2 separate regions of the Homo sapiens genome follow, and region 2 is linked to region 1. Evidence: chromatin contacts called from ENCODE Hi-C or POLR2A ChIA-PET data. All regions are on one chromosome and are shown on one strand. The core of a region is the stretch at or near the end of the contact, and the rest is flanking DNA. Distances in the headings are between cores, read along the strand shown.

Region 1 (5,331 bases), core at 1,691-4,190:
GTTATTTTGGGCCACTAGCACACGGTACAGAGAAAGGCTTGTTGGTTGTAACATTTGTCCTTCAGCAAGAGGCTAACATGACTCTGGAACTAAATTTCTTACTGCAAATCCATGGACGGGGCTTCAGAAGGCCCATGACTCTAAAATTTATGCAGAAGTTTGTATAAATGTGCTTGTATTTATTTCGGTCTCGTGGTCAATAAGTTTTAACAGCCTCTGAGCTGTAAGTTTCTACGTTTCATTCTCCCAAGACACGTGATGAAATCATTTTAAAGGGAAACGGCAGTGAAGAACGCAGGTTTATTTTTACCAAATTCTGAACGTCTCAAAAATTTCCTCTGGACAGAGACAAGCTTTACCACCCAGGAGGCCAAAGCTTTACTCGCAGCAGGGATCTCGCAGCTGTTTGACATTATAACAACCAAATGAGTTAGTGCAATTCACAAAAGACATAAAATGATTAGCATCATCTGTCTTCTCCCTGTTAATAAAAGTACATATTGGCTAAAAGCACATAGAAATAGATGTCAGTTTGTCAACCCCACACTTCAATGAGTATACAGATGCTTAGTGTGACTGCATGGAGCAACGTGGATGAGCAAGCTTCTATCTCCAAAGTTTTTACAAGAAAGAAACTCAAGGGAAAAAACATCTGTGTTTCAAGTGAACCAAACAATTACACTTAGGGCTGTATTTTTCATGAAAAAAAAAAAAAAACATAGAAAAAGAAATCTTTTGGAGGGGAAAAAAAAATCCATGTTTCTTTTGGTGTAAATACAGGCACAGACAAGAAAATTATTTCAGTTATACATAACTTAATGGTATTATCTGCTTGAACTGAAGTTGTGTAAAGTGGTCATGATAAACATTACACTCTCTAAAATAATGAAACTGGCATTAATTAGCAACAAATTCAGCAATCCTAATTAGGTATTGAAAAATCTTTCTTATTAAAGCCTGGTTTTGTGTTTCTGTCTCCTTATGAACAGACTACCTCTATAATTAATAACATATCTGCTGATTCCAAACTCAGCCATTATGACAGAGCTCTTCTCGGTAAGCTAGACGTAAAACTTGTCTTTCTTCAAAACAAACCAGAACAATCATTTGTGACTCCTGATGTGTTAACTAAAGTACCCCTAAAAAGCAGAACGGTATTAAACAAAGCTCACGTTATCTTCCCTCAATTTCGATTTCTTTCTGAGTAAATGTAACAGTCACAAGGAAGGCAGATGCCCAGACAAGGAAGACTTTACAGCGATCTTTTTCTCTGGAAGAGACCTTTCTAGTTAGAGCATTTATGTCTGGCCACCACCTTTCCTGTCCCCTCTCCTAGCAAGGCTGACAGCTCTCTATAGCCACCAGATCAGCTCCCCCAACCCCCGGCCCCCAAAATGAAATTATTGCAAGATCTGCCTGGTTCTGCTGTTTGTTGCCTGGGACTCCCGCCCACTCGCCCAGGACCCAGCAACTGCCTGTGGCGCCTCGTCCTCCGAGCGCTCGCTCGCAGCGCCCCCTGCCGGGAATCCCGAGGACGCCGCAGGCGCAGGAAAGTTAAATCCCAACTCCGGCCGCGGCATCCTGGTACAAAGCAAGCAAAGGGCGAGGAGGTGAACGCGCTTCCCGCCAAAGCCAGGGGAACAGGGATGTGACCGCTCCAAGCCAGGCACCGGCCGCCGCGGGGAGCGAGCCGGGGGAATCACTCCTCCACGACCGTTCCCACGCACATCTTGGGAGAAACCATTCCCTCTGGAGCCCGATCTGCCCGAAACCCTGGGGTCTGAAACCCTGAGCCGCGGTGTGCAAAATCCGTGGAGCAGCGGAGGGATGCCTGGTGAAAGGGGCTCGCCTAGCTGCAGCGCACCTGGCTGGTGGTTCCCCAGGCCTCTGCATCCCCCGCCTTAGTGTCTTTCATTAACCAAGGCGCTTGGCGGAGTTGAGCCCAAGTCCCATTGCCTCCCGGTTCCCCTGTAAGGAAAGCAGGAAAACCTGCCCAAGCCGGTGGGGCTGCGAGGTGGCCGCTCCCGAACCGCCAAGTCCCGACCTCCGTGTCCCCTGCCCCCGGCTCGCGGCAGTGCGAGCCTGGAGGCGCGCCGGGGGCGGGCACAGACCAGTGTGCGCACCTTTCCGGGTGTTGGGCAGGGGTCCCGTCTCGCCCACCGCGACACTCCGGCTCCTTACCTCTCCATGCTCAGACCTCGGCACAGGCGGGTACACAAACTTCCAGCCCGTGCACTAGCTCAACTGTGGGCGCCCCCGGACTGACGGTCGTCCTAATCCTGTACGCGCAACCCCCGCCCAGGTGCCTGCTGATGGATCCCACCCGAGATCGGCACCACCCACCAGCCGACCGCTGCAGTCCCCGGGTCCCGGCCAGCGGCGCGGCGCGGCGCGGCGCGGTCAGGGGCTCCTGCCAAGGCCACGCAGGAATCGGGCGGGGGTCGCTCACCAGGTGCGAGGAGCGCTGGTGCCAGTCATCCAGCGCCTGGGGGCCAGAGCGGCTCCGAGGATCCTCTTCAGCACCTGGCTAGGGAAGTGGAGGCAGCAGCTGCAGCCGCCCCCTGCCACTTCCCCAGAGCCGCCCCCTACTCGCTGAGTTCCAGAATGGGGGCACCGGCTTGGGGGCCACGAGCACGGTCCCCGAGCGCGCGGCCAACCGGTGGGTGGGCAGGTTCGCGCCCAGCAGAGACGACCCTCGAGGTGGCAAAGTTGGGTGTCCAAGCCAGCTCCGCGGGGCAGTCCTGGGTGGGAGAAGGGAGCGTCCCGGGATGAGCGACACTGGCCGGGCCGCCCCTGCACGGGGAAGGTGGAGGGCCGGGGCTGCAGCGGGCCAAGGGCCGCGGCTGGCCTGAGGCTGCGAAGCCCACCCGCGGCGGGAAAGCAGCGCTCGGGAGCGGGCTCAGGGAGAGCAGCCGCCACCGGCGCCGCCTTCCCGGCAAGTAGATCGGCGCGGGGCGAGCGGGCGCGGAGAGCGCGGGGCGGAGAGCGCTGGGCGGGGAGCGGGGGACAGCCTGGGCCCACCCCCGCCCCGCCCCGCCCCTGCCCCGCCCCCGCCGCCGCGCCGCCTCCTCCTCCTCCTCCTCCCCGCCGGGGTGAAACTCGAGCGCCCCACCCGCGCCTGACCTCCCCGAGCCCCTCCCCGGGCCCCGCCCCTTCCCGGTACAGGACCCCCACCTTCGCTCCTGGGAGCCCCGCTGCACCCCAGGAGTTCCATTCCAGCCTCCCCAGTGCGAGTGCGGCCGAGCGCTGACTTTTGGGGGCTCCCTCCCCCGTCTCACTGGGTCCCTCTGCGGCTCCCCCGCCCGCTGTCCCGGTTCAGACGTGGCTGCACCCCGGAGGGGGGCGCCGGCCGAGACCTGAGACGTGGCGCTCCCTCTCTGCCGGCCTCGGCTTCAGGTACGTGCGGTTCCCTCGGCTAAATCTGGCCCGGGGGATGGGGGGCAGGGGCCGTCTGGTCCTCCGGAACTCGAACTTTGTGATTTTGTTCTTTCTGTGTGACATCCTCATCCGTTCTGAGGGAGAAACTCCTTAAAGAAGACGAGAGAGTCAGTCGTTGCGGGTTCTTGGAGGAGCACTTTGGGGGTGAGACTCCCGGCTAGTTCGGGTCGATTTCAGCGGGATTAAGTCAAGGAAATGAACAAATCTGACGAATCAGGGAGGCCAGAGAAGGCGTCCCCAGGTAGCCACGCTGAGCGTTAAGAGAGAAGTCCCGTATGGTCAAAGTCATTCGTCCAATTCTGTGTCAATTATTCCTTGTTGCACTTTTGCAGGATCCTTGGGCCTTACTAAGTACTCAGGTGAAAAGTTGATAATTGGGAAGCAAGTAAAGTACCTTTGAAGACGTGTATAATTGGACACTTTGTTGCAGTTCTTCAGTTTCTGGAGGAGGCGGTGGGGGGGGAGAGGGAGGGGGTCAGCCTCGCGAAAAGAGCAAATGGTAAAGTTATAGGAGTATAAGGCATAAAACTTGGGTTGGGAGTCCTGACTGGCCTTGAGTGGCCCTTTCCCACTGGATGGGGGTGCGGGACAGTATCTCTGGGCCCTTTTTACTCAGTCTGCGCCTCAGAGGGAGGCTTGAAGGTCCCCTGCATGAGGAAATGTGTGAATTGCCCCCTCCTGACCGCAGTGAGGTAGGGACCCCCGCAAGGACCCACGTTCACACCAGCGCCCTTCCAGCCAGTGGTGGGGTATGGATGGGCCTCGCTGGTCCTGGGCATGGTCCGGTGCGTCCATAAGGGTTCCATTGAGCTCATCCATAAAACAAAGAAGCTATTGCAGGCTGCAGGGTGTCATAGCTCGCACAGTAGCCATGCAGACCTAAGAGGACAATGGAAATACAAATTGCTATCGATGTGTCTTTATTTTCTAGAACTTTTTTTTAAAATAAAAGAATTAAGTGAAAGCAATTCCGAAGGTTTCTATGAAAGCCCAGCCCATCCCCAAATGCCCAGTCTCTGGCACGGGTGATCTGGCTGTCTTGGGTACTCAGGCCTTACTGGGATTTCCTTTAAGACCTCTGGGAGGAAGTGTCAGTAGCTGGGCAGGCCTTCTTGGCAAGCATTCCTCCCTGGGTTGTGGCGGGGGCTCCCGGCCTGCTGTGTGGCAGCTGCAGGCTCCTGGGGACCTGAAGGAAAAGCTTAACCGTTCTCCCTTCCCTTGCTTGGCACTTAGAGCACTAGTTCCATTCCAGACATTCCGATTATCTTGCCTACGTGGCACAGAGGCCTAGGAGCCTCCCTGGGAGGAAGAGGCAGGCCAAGGTCTTGCCTGGCTGCTTCTAGGGGGAAAGATGTAGGGAGGAAGCTGCCTTATGCTTGGATCTGCAGCCTTTGCCTGGACCTGTGGAGCCTACGTGGCCAGGGTGAGGGAGACAGAAATTAGAACCCAATGTATTCAGCTAATCCTCTTCTTGCCTCTGAACATTGCCGTTAATACTTGAAAAGAAAAAAAAAAAGCAAAAAAACTCTTGGCATATAGAGCTAAGCAGTGGGAAGAAGATAGCTTTCTAAACCATGACCCAATAGGTCTGATAACATAACATTTAACTGGATAAATTACATAATTTTGTATATATGTAGGGGGGAGTTGAATTCAGTTTTGCTGTTTACAGGCTGCACCAATGCATTGTTAAAAGATGTATATTTTAGTGATAATTGTGATTAATTACAAAATAATTGCTAATAAGCAGGTAAATAAACCAAATTATAATTTAGAGTGCATCCTTTGTTTAAAGTGAAATGGATCTAAATTGAGGATATAATTTTGAGTTTTAATCTGGGGAAAGTTCTTTAACTTTTCTGAGCTACAGTCTCTTCACCTGGAGCTTAGACA
Region 2 (5,057 bases), core at 1,744-4,243, 1.0 Mb after region 1:
CCCTATAGGTGCATGCAGTTTTCTCTCTCTTCAAGATAAACATACTGCTTGTAATTTTGAAAGGCATGTTACAGACATATAACTGAGCTAGTGCTGAATTTTTAAAAAATGGTCCAAAGACAAATTATTCAACTAAATGAACAAATTGTGTAATTGCTATGTATATCTTTCAAAATCATAACAAAATAATTCATTGAAACTTGACAGTCGGATAAAATATAATTTCTCAGTACTTCTCTTTTTGTTTTGAGACAGGGTCTCACTCTGTTGCCCAGGCTGGAATGCAGTGGCACCATCAGGGCTCACTGCAGCCTCGACTTCCCCCTCAAGTAGCTGGGACTGCAGGCACACGCCACCACACTAGGCTATATTTTGTATGTTTTGCAGAGATGGGGTTTCACCACGTTGCCCAGGTTGGGCTTGAACTCCTGGGGCTCAAGGGATCCGCTAGACTCAACCTCCCAAAGTTTTGAAATTACAGGTGTGAGCCACCACACCTGGCCTCAGAATATTAATTTAAGTTATCCTGAGTCGGCAGTTTTGATAAGCTACTTTCTCCTACCTATGCAGATTTTGTACATATAATAAATGTTGGCTTTACTAAAAATGCCTATGCCTGATTTTGTGTCTTTTTTTTTTTTTTTGGTGTTTTGTTTTGTTTTGTTTTTGAGACGGGGTCTCGCTCTGTCGCCCAGGCTGGAGTGCAGTGGCACAATCTCTGCTCACTGCAAGCTCCGCCTCCCGGGTTCACGCCATTCTCCAGCCTCAGCCTCCCCAGTAGCTGGGGCTACAGGCGCCCGCCACTGCGCCCAGCTAATTTTGTTTTTGTATTTTTGGTAGAGACAGGGTTTCACCATGTTAGCCAGGATGGTCTCGATCTCCTGACCTCGTGATCCGCCCGCCTCGGACTCCCAAAATGCTGGGATTACAGGCGTGAGCCACCGCGCCCGGTCGATTTTGTGTTTCTTTTAGCCCATCTTCCAGAAATGTCCAGACTCTACTGTCTTTGTTGTAAAAGAAGCATATTTTATTTTTTATTTATTGTTTCTTCTTAGCGGTTTATTTTTAAAAGACAGGAAAATGATCAGCTTGCATCCTGAATCGGACCACTTACTTATAAACGATAGTTCTTCTTTGAAGCAGACGATGACATTTTAGTTTATATTTAAGGGGAAACACATTCAAATGCTATTTGGACTCAAATTTCTAAGGAAGAAAAGGAAGTGGTAAACTCTGAAGATAGAACCTCAATTCCCTTGCTGAGTGACGCGGTCAATGAGCACCAATCGCCTACGGGAGGCCAGAAAAGGCTGCGTGGTGCTCCCCTCTCAGGGCCTGGCCCTGTCCACCTGGGCCTTGGTGACCCGCAGCCGGGACTCTTGCTGTAAAGTGACGCAGTGCTCTCCCTGGGAGGACAGTGGGTCCAGCAAACCCAACTCAGCCCTCAGGGGGCACTTGAAATTGTAACTACCCCAGGCCTTTGGAAACAACCCTCAACCTTGAAAGGGGAAATTCCCAGTGGGAATTGATGCAAACTGTGGTCAGTTACACAAAAAGGTAGAGTTTACTGTAATCTGGGGGCTATTTTTGGTTGCAGAAAGAATCCCCGGAGTAGAGAAGGAGGCCAGCGAGTCTCAGTTCGCTGCTCGCTCAGAGCCGCCCAGGTGCGAGGGCGTCTTCACCAGAAATCGGTGCTCCCGCGCGCCCCACCCTCCGGGGCCCTGCAGATGCCGGGTCGGGGGCCGCCAGCAGGCCCTTTGGCTCCTGCTGGAGACACTGGAAGACCAGGCGACCAGGACAGCGGGTCGGGCCAGTGCGGTGTGACACGAGGGCTCGAGCGGCTTCGCAGTTTAAACGTGTCCTCATCCTACACCTCCCACGGCTGTTTCGGATTCGGTGCCCTCGTGCCCCTCAGCTTGCCCAGCGGCACGTGGGCCTCAAGCCTGGTCCCCAGCGGCTGCGCCAGCCTAGCTGTGTTCACCTTGGGGCCGCGAGGGCCTCCCACCGGCTGGCAGCTGGTGGACACGCTGTCAAGATCGGGGGAAAAAAAGGAAGGAAGGAGGCTAGGGGGACACAGGGCTGGTGGCCTCCGCAGTCTTTGACCTGCGACGGGCGCGAGCGCACCTCCGCGCCTTTGCGCAGAGACCTTCCCCCAAGATTGGCTCACGACGCCTCCTACCCCGAAGTCAAGGGCTCCCTGTGGCAAATCCTCACACGCCCTCCTCCTCCCCGCCCATCCCCGGCGCCAGGACTGACGGGGAGAGGGCAAGGCCGGGCCAGAGGGGCTGTGGGCCTGGACTGCGGCTGTCGCCCGCGGCCCTGCTCTTTTGGGCAGCCAGACGTGGGGTCAGCGCCCAGTCGCAGCCTCCGGGGGTGAGTCCGCAGATCCCCGCACGTGACACAGGCCAGGCATGGGGACGGGGAGTTCCTCGTCGTCCGTTCCCACTCAGATGCTCCCTGAGGTTCCGGAACACCCCGCCCCCCATCCCAGGATCTGACCAACCCTCAAGCCACGGCCGGCCCCGGTTCCGCGAGACGGGGGACTCTGAGGATTGTCCTCCCTTCCGGGCTGGGACTCCCCCACAGCAGCCGACCGCCCCCAGTTCAGAGTGGCCCGGCCCGCAGCGCTCCCCGGGCACAGGTCCCAGGTGGACGGCTCCGCTCCCGCGCCCGGCTCCTCTGCCCGCCAAGCGCCCCGGGGATTCCCCGGCCTCCAAGCGGCCGCGGCCGGGTGGAGTCAGCCCCGAAGCCCGGGATCCCCCGAAGGGAGAAAACCCGCTCTGCTCCTCTGAAGCGGCGGGAGAAACCGGCCCCACCCAGGTCCGGGGGCCCGACGCCCTCGGCGGAGGCCGGCTCCAGGGGTCCGAGGTTCCCGAAGCTGGAGGCCGGCTCCGCCCCGGCGTCCCCCCGCCGCCACCTCCGCCCCCATCCCGCGGGCCGGCGGAGGGAGGGGCGGGGCCGCTTGCCGCCCGCGACTCGGGTTCGGCTTCTTTAGTGATTGCTTCTGCTTCTCCCGCGCCAGCTGTCCCCAGCTCTGGGGCAACGCTGCCAGGTGCCCAGTCCCCGCGCTCGAGAGAGCGCCTGCCTGGCTCTGAACTCTGGCCAGGAAGGGGCGCGAGGGGAAGGCCCCGGGGGAAGGCGTGTCCCCGCGCCCCGCCCCGCCCCGCCTCGGAAAGCCCCCGCGGTCCCGCCCACCCCAGGGGCTCGCTCAGCCTCCGGAGACTTTTTTCTTTGAGCGCAGCCGCCTGGTGCCGGTTTCCGCCGAGCTGGAGCGCGCGGGCCACGGCTTCTCTGGGGACGCAGAAGCGAGAAGCGGGGACCTCGGCGCGCGCCCCGCGTCCCGCTCTTCCTGCCCGCGCCCCGGCCCCCGGCCCGCGCCCCGGCCGCCGGCATGGTGCTGCTGGCCGGGACCGGGCCGGAGGGCGGCGGGGCGCGCTGCATGACCCCACCACCGCCGTCCCCACCCCGGGGCGCGCAGGTCGAGGAGGACCCCGCTGACTACGAAGAGTTTGAGGACTTCTCGAGTCTGCCAGACACCCGCAGCATCGCCTCGGACGACTCTTTCTACCCTTTCGAGGACGAGGAGGAGCACGGCGTCGAGAGCGCGGAGAGCGTCCCGGAGGGCGTCCCGGAAAGCGTCCCGGAGACGGCGACCCTCCTGCGCGCCGCCTGCGCCAACAACGTGGGGCTGCTGCGGACGCTGGTGCGGCGCGGGGTGAGCGTCGAGGAGGCGCAGGAGACTGACCGCAACGGCAGGGTAAGCGGGCGTCCCCGCAGGATTTGAGCCCCCTCACTGCCCCCACTCCCCTCCTCCCCACCACATCCCCGCGCCTCCCAGCTCCTGGCTCCGGACCGGTCCCTCGGTCACTCAGCCGCCGCCCAGAGCGCCTTTTCCCCGCTGTTTGGGAGCGCGGTGCCCTGGGTGGCTTCCCCGTCTCAGGCTGGGGGACGCGGTGCGGGGAGGGAGCAGTCGAGGTGTCAGCGCGGCAGAAACGCCAGTCCGGCGTCCTCACCGCATCCCCTTCTCGTTTACCGGTCCCCGTGGACCTCCTGACTGAATTCGCGCTGGCTGCCCGTGCTGCAATCCAGGATGGGCTTCTTGCGGCCCGGTCCCCTCCTGACTATTACCTTTCCCCAGGTCCCTGGCAGGGGACCATTCCTCCTCCCCTGCAGGAGACAGCCCCTCCTGCCCAGCGCCCCATTTGGCCCCTGGGCCCCTCGCGCCGCCCTTGTCCTAACACGCTGGGGCGCAGATCGGCTCCTCCAGCCGCAATGATTTGGAAGCAACAGTTTCTTCCCTCGCCGGGACAGCTTGGTCCCCTACCCCACCTCCGCTGAGCTTTGTGGCCCGCGCCGCGACCAGCCAACGTGATCTCTGACTGGTCTGTCCGCAGGTCACCTTCGCGAGCCAATGCCAGCCGGGGCTCCCCAGAGTCAGGGCATAGGGAGAGCCCCAGAGCCGCGGGCATCCACCCGGGTAGGGCAGGAGGCGTGGAGGCAGGCACAGGCTATCCTTTCGTTATGACCAGATTCAGAGAAAACGAGATGTTTAGAAAAGAAAAGAAAAGAAAGGAAAAGAAAAAAAGTTGGCTTAAGAAGACCTGAGAAGGACTGGCTGGTGGAACACCTTCCACCAAGCAAAGCACTTCAAGGGAAAACTGCAGAGTGACCACGGTGGCCAAGTTCCCCGTAGTCTGTGCTCAGTGGGCAAATGGCAGCGTTCTCACCTGATTTTTGTATTGTCCAAGGACCGTGGTATCTGCAGATGCAGCCTAGCACAAATGCACATGCTTTTTGCTCAGGAGCCTGCAGCTGACAGAAAACATGTGCTTTGACTTGGGGACCCGGGTGACCTTGTGCCTTTGGTTTATCCTGCAGTGGGTGGGGCAAGTGGTTTGCCCTGACTGTGGTTTGGGCTGGGCTTAGGTGGATGGGAAGCCCTCCAATGTCACTCTCCCCTTGTACTACATTGCCCCCGTGATTCAATTACCTCCCACCGTGTCCCTCCCACAACACGTGGGAATTCAAGATGAGATTTGGGTGGGGACACAGCCAAA

Evidence for each region. Hi-C counts contacts between places; a loop is a spot of excess contacts on that map. ChIA-PET counts read pairs that join two places held with the same protein, here RNA polymerase II (POLR2A). Pooled maps may share reads with other maps.
Region 2: a map of naive thymus-derived CD4-positive, alpha-beta T cell shows a loop between it and region 1 (8-fold over the local background). The contact joins the promoter of ANKRD33B here to the promoter of SEMA5A in region 1. A Hi-C loop is called at or near these places in 1 of 168 maps with a recorded cell type or tissue (naive thymus-derived CD4-positive, alpha-beta T cell) and 4 of 50 pooled maps. POLR2A ChIA-PET finds 5 or more read pairs at or near these places in 1 of 52 experiments (activated CD4-positive, alpha-beta T cell).

The regions. Positions count from the first base shown.
Region 1 is chr5:9,543,135-9,548,465 of GRCh38, forward strand. It overlaps SEMA5A (semaphorin 5A), which reads right to left and starts at 2,941. Exons shown (of 23, transcript NM_003966.3): 1 at 2,450-2,941. SNHG18 (small nucleolar RNA host gene 18) reads left to right here and starts at 3,066. Exons shown (of 3, transcript NR_045196.2): 1 at 3,066-3,396. RefSeq lists a silencer at 2,875-3,064.
Region 2 is chr5:10,561,077-10,566,133 of GRCh38, forward strand. ANKRD33B (ankyrin repeat domain 33B) reads left to right here and starts at 2,994. Exons shown (of 4, transcript NM_001164440.2): 1 at 2,994-3,757. The coding sequence starts at 3,392. RefSeq lists silencers at 2,578-3,437, 3,778-3,827, 4,798-4,847 and enhancers at 3,057-3,951, 3,952-4,845, 3,968-4,177, 4,498-4,547, 4,568-4,657 and 1 more.